Regions from separate parts of the Homo sapiens genome. Here region 2 is linked to region 1. Evidence: read pairs that join two places in POLR2A ChIA-PET (ENCODE). Cell type or tissue: OCI-LY7. All regions are shown on one strand.

Region 1 (5,000 bases):
AGTGATGTAGATAAGAGGTATGTTCCCCTCCAGCCCCCGCCCCCAGGCAAAAGGGGAAAAGACACACAGAGAACAACAGAAAACAGTTGGAAACCCCAAAGGGCGCTTGATGAAGAGCTGGAGCTCCCCGCCCCCCGTGCTCCGGGAGGACCAGGAGACCTGCTCCATGGGCCAAACCGCCTTTGCCCATCCCTCCCCTGACCCCTGCTGCACGGTTCCAAGGGCTTGGTAGGGCAGCCTGAATTTTCCCTAACTCCCACTCCTAGGAAGGTCAAATTCACCTTGTTTGCCTCCTTAAAAATTCACAAATGCAGGACTGAGGCTTTTCCTGAAACCAGAGCCCCGGCAGCCAAGGCTCAATAAAATACTGTTTGTGTTTCCAGGCACTGGGGTGGGAGCGAGGCTCCCAGTTGCTCAGAGTTAACCGGCCCTTTCCCGAGTGAGACCCCGCGAGCACTCGTCAATTCTCCCATCACCCTCCATCGCCGCCTGCTGGGGGGGCCTGAGGTCCGGAGCTGCTCTTCCTCCTGGCAGCCCAGCCTGCAGGCCTAGTGCTGTCCAACCACAGCCCAGAGGGCAAGGCCTCCCAAAGTGGGCGCTTGCTGAGCCCCTGGCCAGCCTCCCAGGACCCTCAGTCCCCACAGCCCCCATCCAGCTCTCTTTTACACCTTCCCCTCCCCCATCTCAGAACATGGGAGAAGCCGGGCACACTGGCGTCTGCAGGCTGCCCTTGGGCTGCCACGGGGCCCTGTTTGCCCAGCACAGAGCCTGCCGTGCTTTGACCCAGCAAGTCCCACCGCACCTTCCAGAGGCACTGTACAGCGTGCATCTGTTGTCAGTACAGTTTTATTTGCTGTGGAATCCATGAGAGCCGGAAGCATCGTTGGGGCCGTGGCTAGCAGAGCTCATGGTGACCAGTCCTGGGCCTGACCAATGGGTGATTACATTTAAAAACCAAAACAAAACAAAACAAAATACCAAGAACAGATCACTTGCCATGGACATCAGTAATCTATTGGTAATGGTGGAAATTTCATGAAAATTTCCCCTAAACCATAACAAAAACTGTCCTCCTTACCCCAAAAGTGCTGGAGGAAAGATGGTTGCATGACTTGACCTCTCTTTGAACTTGAAATGCTACCTTCCTACCCGGAAATGCGACACACTATACTTAAAAGGCCAGATGGCTGCAGGCTGTTTGCACCCCTGGCTCTGCCCAGGGACACCCCTCTCCTGGTTCTAATGCTCAGACCCAGGAGGCAGAGTCCGCAGCCCGAGGGAGCTTCAAGGCCGAGGGGTAGGACCTGCAGGGCCCACACCACCCTTCTGATGGAGAGCTTTGCACATGCATTCACACACACATGCCTGGCGGGATCGCAGAGGATGGGTCTCGTGGCAGGAGTGGGCAGAATGGGGTGCATTTTACAGAAGAGTCACAGAGAGGCTCGCCCTCGGCGGAGGACACACAGCTGGGTGGGCGTGTGGGAGTGCAGGTGTGCTGACTCCGAACCAAGGGAGAGCTCTCCGTCCTGAGCTCGCTGCCCCTCACGATGCACACGGCTGATGGCTGAGGTCAGCGGTCTCTTCCCTGAGTGGCAGGTGTGGTCCCTGGGACTTCATAAACCATCCTCATGACAGTTTTACACTTAGAGTCCCCAATGCACTCCCAGGAGGTGGCCTGGGCAGGCAGGCATCATTATTCTCATGTTACAGGTGAGGAAACTGAGGCTGAAGGAGGCAGAAGGCCACATACCCGGGGAGAATCGCAGGCAGCAGGGGCCAGGCCCCTTCCACAGCACTGCCTCTCACCCTTCTCCCGACCAACCCCCAAGGGCATGCCTCTGGCTTCATGAACCTTCGGGGGAAATTAGCTTTCTAGTTTGGGGGCGGTTCCCTCTGACTGGAGACAGGACAGAATGCTTTCACACCCAGGAACGGCCGTGCAGCCTGGCTTAGAAACAAGGGACGAAGTGGATCCTGAGGCTCATTCCCTGGGGACTCCAAGAATGGGGCAGGCCCAGCTGCGCAGCCAGTCCTGGCTCCACTGACTTAGGCTGCACCCCTGCACATATGTGTGTGTGTGTGTGCATGCGTGCGTGTGTGCATGTGCGTGTGTGTGTGTGTGTGTGTGTGTGTGTGTGCGCATTTTCCCAGGGGACCTCTCCTCCTTCCTCTGAGGCAAAGTGGCCTGCAGGGGCCCCTGCAGAGCATACAGGGAGGTGCTTCCTTCCCTCTGCCCAGCGAGCAAAGGGTGGAGCCTTGGCACCCCCAGCAACCCCCTCCAAGGGTGGAGCCTTGGCACCCCCAGCCCCCACCCCGCAAGGGAAAGGGGAAGCTGCACGAGGAGCAAGATTTCATTCCCCAGAGGGCACAGCTTGGGCAGATTCCCATCATCTAGGGGCTGTGCCCCACATCTATTTCTGCCAAACAAGAAGCAGACGAGGGGGCTCAGGGGGGCGGGCCTCACAGGAACGGAAGCACCACCCCACCTCTATTCCCTGTGGCCTCCAAAAGAGCTGGGCAACCTCTGCCAGCCACTACCCCTTAGCCCAAGGGGAGTCCTCATTCCAGAGCCAGCATCTTCATCTTGTCCTGATGCCCTGCCCACCCCCGCCGAGCTTCACACTGGGCTGCTATGGAAAACTGAAAGGTCAGAGGGTGGAGGTCCTCTCCCTCCTGGACATGGAAACCTCCCCCTGCCTGGCACTTCGGCTGGTCAGGAACAGTGGCTGCTCATGGAGCTGCCCTCCCACCTTCAGACCCTCCTCCTCCCCCGCAGGGGTGGGCTGGGGCCCTCCCTCCCTCTGTACTTGATCCATGACTTGTGAGTTCTGAGTCCTCAGGGCCGAGACTTGAGTCAGAACCTTCTGGAGCAGTACGCATTTCCCCTCTGCACCTGGTGAGGACACCAGGCTCCTCGCTTCCTCCCCAGATCTCTGAGTGCTCACCCGACCCCCCAACCCTGGCGGGACCTTCCAGGGCTGGCAAGCATCGAGCCTGACCACGTTGCCTCTTGGGTGCCAGCACGCCCACATCAAAGGTGTCCCCTCTTCCCAGAGGCCCTGAGCAACATCGGGCGACGCTGTCAGCAGACATTAGCAGCAGAGCTGCACCACGCATCAACTTTTAAGTATGCGCACACACGTACGCCAGCCAATAACATTAAGTGTCATTTTAAAAAATGGGTTAAATAAGCAGCATTGCTGAGGATGGCCGTGCAGGGCTGATTATCCCCTATTTGCACGTTCTGGCGGTGGGAAGGCTAGAAGTCTAATGACTGAATTATCGCCCTAATGCCTCTCGCTGGCTGGGAATAATCCCGGGGCAACAGCTGCCGCGGGGTTTTTGGCTGGTTTCCTCTAATTGCATCCAGATTAAGGGAGTTGTGGAGGGGCGGGGCTTCTCCATCCCCCGCGGAGCAGCGTCTCCTCCGCCAAGCCCTGAACACCCAGCTCATGGCTTCCGAGGTCCTGGCTGGTCCGAGAGGTGCAGACCTCACTGGGGTCCGGGCCAGCCCATGGGGAGCGTGAGGTGCGAGCAGTGCACGGTGGGGGTGGCACTTGGTGCAGAGATGCAGCTGATTGGTCCGGGTCAGGTCTTGGGGAGCAGCAGGGGTGAGAAGCTGTAGGGCCAGGAGACTCAGAAGGAATGCCTTCTACTAGGACCTTCCCAAGTGAGGGGAGCCCTGGACCTGTCTATCCTCTTCCTCCCTCCCAAACACAGCGGTTCAAAGGCACGAGGTATCTAGTGAAATGCTAGGACCAGGGACGCTATTCCCCTGGAGCAGGCGGGTGGGGAAGGAGTGCTCCAAAGCAGGCATTATTAGGACACAGACTCTCCAGAGTCCCAGTTGTTTAGCCCTCCAAATTCTCAGCCTACTGCCACCCGACTGTGCAGAGCGGACAATAAAGTGGCAGGCCTGTCCCCCACCCCTTAATGCTGAGCCCAGCCACGTGACTTGCTGTGGCCAAGGGGAGAGCTGCAGGTGTGGTGTCCACCAAGGCTTGGAAAGGCACTTGCTGTCTCTCCCTCCGTGCCTTTGGCTGTGCCATGGCTGGCCTGCAGGAGGGATGCAAGAGACCACAGAGCAGGGCCAGGTCCGACCTCTGCACCATGAGCATCCCCTGGGACTTAACAACCCACTGGCCCTAAACAAACAAGCCCAGCCTAGACCAGAAGAATCACCCTGCCCAGACTGCTGACTCCTGCCCTAGATCAGTGCTGACTGTTGCAGGCCACCGAGTGTTGGCGGATTTGTTACACAGTATTGCTGTGGCAATGGATATAACTGGTTTCTAGCGGAGGGTCAGGGCAGAAGCTCCAGCCACCTCCCTAGCCCAGAAAGGCAACCCTCTCTTCCCAGAAGCAACATGGATGAGAAGCCCACCCCATTCCCACCACAGGATCCCCCACTGCTAGACAGCAATGGTCGGTACCCCAGGATCTGGGCACTGATGGGGCTCCAGGACGGTCTCCTCAAAAGGCTCTTAGGCAGACAGACCTGGGAACTTGGAAGTACCTGCTGGACGACCTGGGTTCATGGAGAAAAGAGAAGCCGAGAAGGTGGAGGAGGCCGGTAAGTGGTGACCTCCGCTTTCCTGCTGAGGAACACTGCTTTGAAGTGGCATGGCCCAGCAGTGCCCACCCTCCAGGGAGAAAAGCTTTGAGTGGGAAGAAGCCTTCTATCCTGGTCCCCATGATGGTTCTCAGCACATCAAGGGTTTTTCTCCCCAGAAGGACGCGATGGAGGATTTCAGGAGGGATTTGGTCTCCTCGCTCAAGGAGTGGCTTTCTGTGCAAATGGCTCGACACTTCTAAGCTGGCTGGGAGTTCTCACAGCATAGATCGCACACCCTTTTCTGTCCATCTCTAAATCCCAGAAGGAGCAACTGATACACAATCTTTTGGAAGAGGGAGAGTCTGTTGGGAAGACCTCATTCCCACATAGAAGGCAGAGAGCCCTGAGTGCTGGCTCCTTCACTGTGGTCGCTCTCACGTCC
Region 2 (5,000 bases), 670 kb after region 1:
TACCCAGACAATGTAACCTGTAGACTTCGTTGAGTAAAATTGGAAATAATTTTAAATCTAATTTATCTTGTTGTCAAACCAAGAGAAACCTATCAAGAAACCGCTAAAGCAGTGAGAGCTCAGAATGAGGAGGTCGTGGCATAAAAGGTGATTTTTCTGGGAGCTTCACATCTAGGCGATGGTCTAATTTGTACTAAGTGCGAACACGCATTGAATTCAGGGAACTGGGAAAGCACGCGTGTTTGACCCTGCGCGCTTTGCAAGAAGCTCGTGGGGGTTGGTGCATCCTTTGAAGGGTTAAGGGAACGAGGGGTGAAAAGTTGATTATTGTTTGGTTGTGCAAATGTGGTGCTGGGTGGAGTCCCCAAGACCACTTCCTGCTTCCAGGATTTACTGGGAGTACTCACAGGACTCAGGATCTAATACTCATGGGCATGATTTATTACAGTAGAAAGATAACGAAGCAAAACCAGCTAGGCGAAAGGGTGCATGGGGTGAGGTCTGAAGGGAACCAGGCACAAGTTTCTGAAAGCCCCGCCCCCATGGAGGCTCACAGGAGGGGCTAATTTCCCCCAGAACAAGGTAGACCAATACAAGGTAGTGAAATGTTGCCAGCCAAAGAAGCGCATCCGAGACTTAGCCCCCAGGGTTTTTACTGGAGGCTGGTGACAGGTAGCCTTTGCCAAAATCCCAGCCTTCTGGCAGGAAAGCAGGCATTCAGCATAAACCATATTGTTGGAAAACAGTTGAGGCACAGCGAACCCCACTTACTAGTTAGGGTGGTGGGAATCCTCCAGAAATCCAAGTCCGCAGACCCCAGCCACGGGCCACCCCTGTAAGCAGGGCTTTGAAAGGAGGGCTGCTGGGGCCTGCTTTCTTAACCCTCTTCTGCACAGATACCAACTTATCCTTTCCTTTCTGATTAATGTCTCTCAAACACAGACGGGGGAATAAAAACCTGAAAACAAGCGAATATTGACATGTACATCACCACTTTCAATCAGCTATTTTCAACCAAGTGCTGAAGTATAATACAGTTGTAGTCACAAAGGGGAAGTAGCAGGTATGTTGCAAGAAAAAACTTATTAGAATTGTATGTTAACTTGGATAGAAACAGAACTTTTCTGAGCTTATGTGCTGTGCAGATACAGAATGCTGGCAGAGTTACTTCTGTGAGAACATCATTGAATTACAATTAAATATTAAGTACCTATAAAATATCTTTGCATTACAAAAGTGGTTAAAGTAACTTTCTCAGTCTTCATAAATGTAGATAGTATCTTTGGACAAAATAATGAGTTAGTCTTTTGATGGAACAGGAGAAGCAGGAGAAAATTGTTCCAGGAGCAGGGTTGCTGACGATGCTGTCCCTGTTGGTCCAGAAGGTAAAATCCTCCTGTATTAGTCTGTTCTCACGCCGCTAATAAAGACATACCAGAGACAGGGTAATTTATAAAGGAAAGAGGTTTAATGGAATCACAGTTCCTCATGGCTGGGGAGGCCTCACAATCATGGCAGAAGGTGAATGAGGAGCAAAGTCGCGTCTCACATGGTGGCAGGCAAGAGAGCTTGTGTAGGGGAACTCCCCTTTATAAAAACATCAGATCTTGTGAGACTTATTCACCATCATGAGAACAGCACAGGAAAGATCCATCCGCGCGATTCAATTACCTCCCACCAGGCCCCTCCCACGACACGTGGAAATTATGGGAGCTACAATTCAAGATGAGAACACAGAGCCAAGTCATATCTTTTTTTTTTTCCCCTTTTTTTTTTGAGAGGGTGGGTCTTATTATGTTGCCCAGCTGGTCTTTAGCTCCTGGGCTCATGTGATCCTCTTGCCTCGTCCTCCCAAAGTGCTGGGATTATAGGTGGGAGCCACCACACCTGGCTGATTTTCTCTTATGGGTTGGAGTAAGGTATGGCCAAGACGGTTAAGACGATCCATGTCCTGTGGGATGGCCCATGTTTCACCAGCACTCAGATGCCCTGGGGCTCGGGGCTTATGGGCAGTTTTGCTAATTCTCAAAGTTAAGTTTTCAGCTGGGTGAAGAAGGAAGAAAGGCTGTTTCGTTGAACTCAGTGTTGAGGAGAGCAGTGACTGACAGCAGTGGATGTGCTCTCATCCTCCTGCTTTTACTGGGAGAGGGGCTTTGTGATGGCAGGTGTATAACCTCTCAGGTTTTATTTCTTTTACATTAAGAAAAAAGAAGGTGGGGAGGTGGTGGGTGACAGAGCAGGTGATACGTGAGAGTCAGTGAAAATGCACTGCTGGGAGCTAGAGAGCCTGCGCAGGGTTTTTCCGTTACTGTGTCCGTGATGAGTTGAGGAAACCGTGTCTCAGTTCTGGACCATGGCCGAGAGGAAGTGCATAGTCTTAAGTCTCTTATCTAGTGATCATCAACACAAATGGGGCATACCGGCTGCAAAACAGAGTTGGGTACCAGTGAGGCCTAGACCACCTGGGCGTTTCTCTTCCAGAGCTACAGTTCCTAGGTGTAAAATAGAGCTGGTGATATACACCTTGCCAGGTTATTTGAAAATGCAAAGCACCCAGCACAGTGCCTGACACATGGGAGGCAGTCACAGACCCATCTGTGCTCAGTTGCTCATGACGAATGCCCGTTATGTCTCAGGCACGGACTAGCTGTGCAGTAAGAGGGAGCTCTGAGTCAGACGGAGGGTGGATTTGCTCTTTGGGCACTGGTGTAGCTCTGGATCTGATTGTCCTTCATTATCTAGGTTTTGGAAATGTGAGTCATTATGTAAAGCTTGAGGTGTTGGTAGGTGCTAGGTGAATCAAGTGTGGTGGTGGTGTTTTCTATGCGTGTCTCTTACCAATAGACTTTTGTTTTTGTTTTTTGAGATGGCGTCTCGCTCTGTCGCCCAGGCTGGAGTGCAGTGGTGCGATCTGGGCTCACTGCAAGTTCCGCCTCCCGGGTTCACGCCGTTCTCCTGCCTCAGCCTCCCAAGTAGCTGGGACTACAGGAACCCACCACCATGTCCGGCTAATTTTTGTATTTTCAGTAGAGACGGGGTTTCACCATGTTAGCCAGGGTGGTCTCGATCTGCTGACCTCGTGATCCACCCGCCTCGGCCTCCCAAAGTGCTGGGATTACAGGCATGAGCCACGGTGCCTGGCCTTTTTTTTTTTTTTTTTTTGAGACAGGGCTTTCTGAGACTCCAGGAGTGGTCTATCATGCCCTGCTAATTTTTTTATTTTTTGTTTCTTTTAGAGATGAGTGTTATGTTGCCCAGGCTGGTCTGGAACTCCTGGTACCAGTAAACTTTTTAGGAGGTTTCCGTTAGCTTTTGAAAATTTTTTACCTGATCTTTAAAAATGAATGCAGTTGTGTAGCAATTTTTAAAGTGATTGACAGTTTTTTCCCACCCTACCTTTTCTTGATTGAAGCAGTTGATTAAGGATTTTGGGAGTGGTCCTATTGTTTCTTGTATTTTTCTGATTTTTGTTTTAGTGATGACACTGTGGGAAATCATTTGTCAGGGGCAAATTTCAATCTTCTGTCTGAATGGATCTGTCTACTTATCTGTCCATTTATTTGTTCACTACTGTTTACCTGTCTGTCCAACCACCTACCTACCCTTCCGTCTGGCCATCCATCCATCCATCCATCCATCCATTAAAGTTCTTTTTGGGGGTGTGAGTATCCGTTTAATTGCACTGCATATCTACCTACAAGTCATACCTCTTAGCAATCAGCAGGCAATGAATCGGGCCATTCCCTGGTTGAAATTCAACTTGAGATTTCTAGAGGGAGCTACTCAGGTTAAGGATGCATTATCTAACAAGAAAAATGAATCTACAGTAGGTCGTATTACAGATGCAGCACATGAAGGCGCCCACACATTACTTCTTAGCAGCTGAGTGTGAGGTGCATGCATGTGAGGCTCAGACCCCACGGTCTTAGGGCATCCTTCAACTTTTTTTTTTGAAGAGGAGTCTCACTCTGTCTCCCAGACTGGTCTTGAACGCCCCCCTTGCCTCAAGTGATCTTCCTGTGTCAGCCTCCTAAAGTGCTGGGATTATAGGCGTGAGCCACCGCGCCCAGCTTTCTTCAACCTGAAAACTATTTAAACATTTTATTACTCTGTAGCTGTTGGCAGTACCAGATTTTATTTACAACTGAAGGTAGTTTTGGATCTAAAACCACAGTTTTGGTAATGTTCAAAAAATGGATCATTTAGTGGTTTTAATGTCATGTATCAATCGTTTTCAGAGTATCTTTTATATTGCTCTTCTGTATATGTTAGCTTACTAGTTGATTAGTGTTTCTGTAACCTGTCCTGCTTTCTAATCTAGCCACTAAGTGGTTGGATCAGGATTTATACTCAGCTATGCCTCCTTTAAAACTGATGTTTTGTCCCTCATCTCCCTAAAGTTTTTAATGGCATATATGTGTATATATGCCATTTATATATATATATATATATAATTATTTTTAAGTTCATTTTGCTTTTATATCTCCCCGATTTTTTGACATTGTTTGTTTAGAGAAATTTGGCCACAGTTTTTAGCACTGGGTGCTGCAGGATGAGGGCTGGACCTGCTGCTTGGAGCTGCAGTCCTCATCAGGTACCTGCTCGTTGTACCACCTGCACCACCACCCACATGCTCCCCAATTTTTTAAAGTTAATTAAACCCCGTACTGAAGGTAAAAATATGTATACATAATTTTTATTATAATGCTACTTAAACATATAAAACCCAAGGCTAGGCATAAATTCCTTATGGTTAGAGGAATTTTGTGCAGCTGTAAATCCCAAACATACAAATTCAGTCCAACTACAAAGGCAGTAAATGAACACAATTAATTTAATGTGACAAAAGGATGTAGTTTTGCTGACGGTGTATTGCTAATGTTGGGTTTCATGATACAGTGTATTTGTATTTAAGATTTTTGCTTGCTGTCACTTAATTCTTTTGATTTTGAGAGTGATAGACTCTCTCATTTTTCAGTTTACTGAGCAGGGTTCCCCCA

Evidence for each region. Peaks named below come from ENCODE experiments on the same cell type or tissue, not always from the same donor. Only the 100,000 strongest peaks of a DNase experiment are listed, where the experiment ranks them.
Region 2: POLR2A ChIA-PET joins it to region 1 with 6 read pairs; 1 of 35 experiments calls an interaction of 5 or more read pairs at or near these places.

Annotation. Positions count from the first base shown.
Region 1 is chr17:79,934,800-79,939,799 of GRCh38, forward strand. TBC1D16 (TBC1 domain family member 16) reads right to left here. Exons shown (of 12, transcript NM_019020.4): 12 at 1-5,000. Among named protein-coding and RNA genes, the nearest start is that of LINC01979, 11 kb to the left of the region's middle. In OCI-LY7, a CTCF peak has its summit at 2,189; a DNase peak (open chromatin) is centred at 2,182.
Region 2 is chr17:80,603,167-80,608,166 of GRCh38, forward strand. All of the region lies in intron 1 of RPTOR (regulatory associated protein of MTOR complex 1), which reads left to right. Among named protein-coding and RNA genes, the nearest start is that of RPTOR, 61 kb to the left of the region's middle. In OCI-LY7, a CTCF peak has its summit at 2,634; a DNase peak (open chromatin) is centred at 2,615; H3K4me3 peaks cover 1,014 bases; H3K27ac peaks cover 2,624 bases.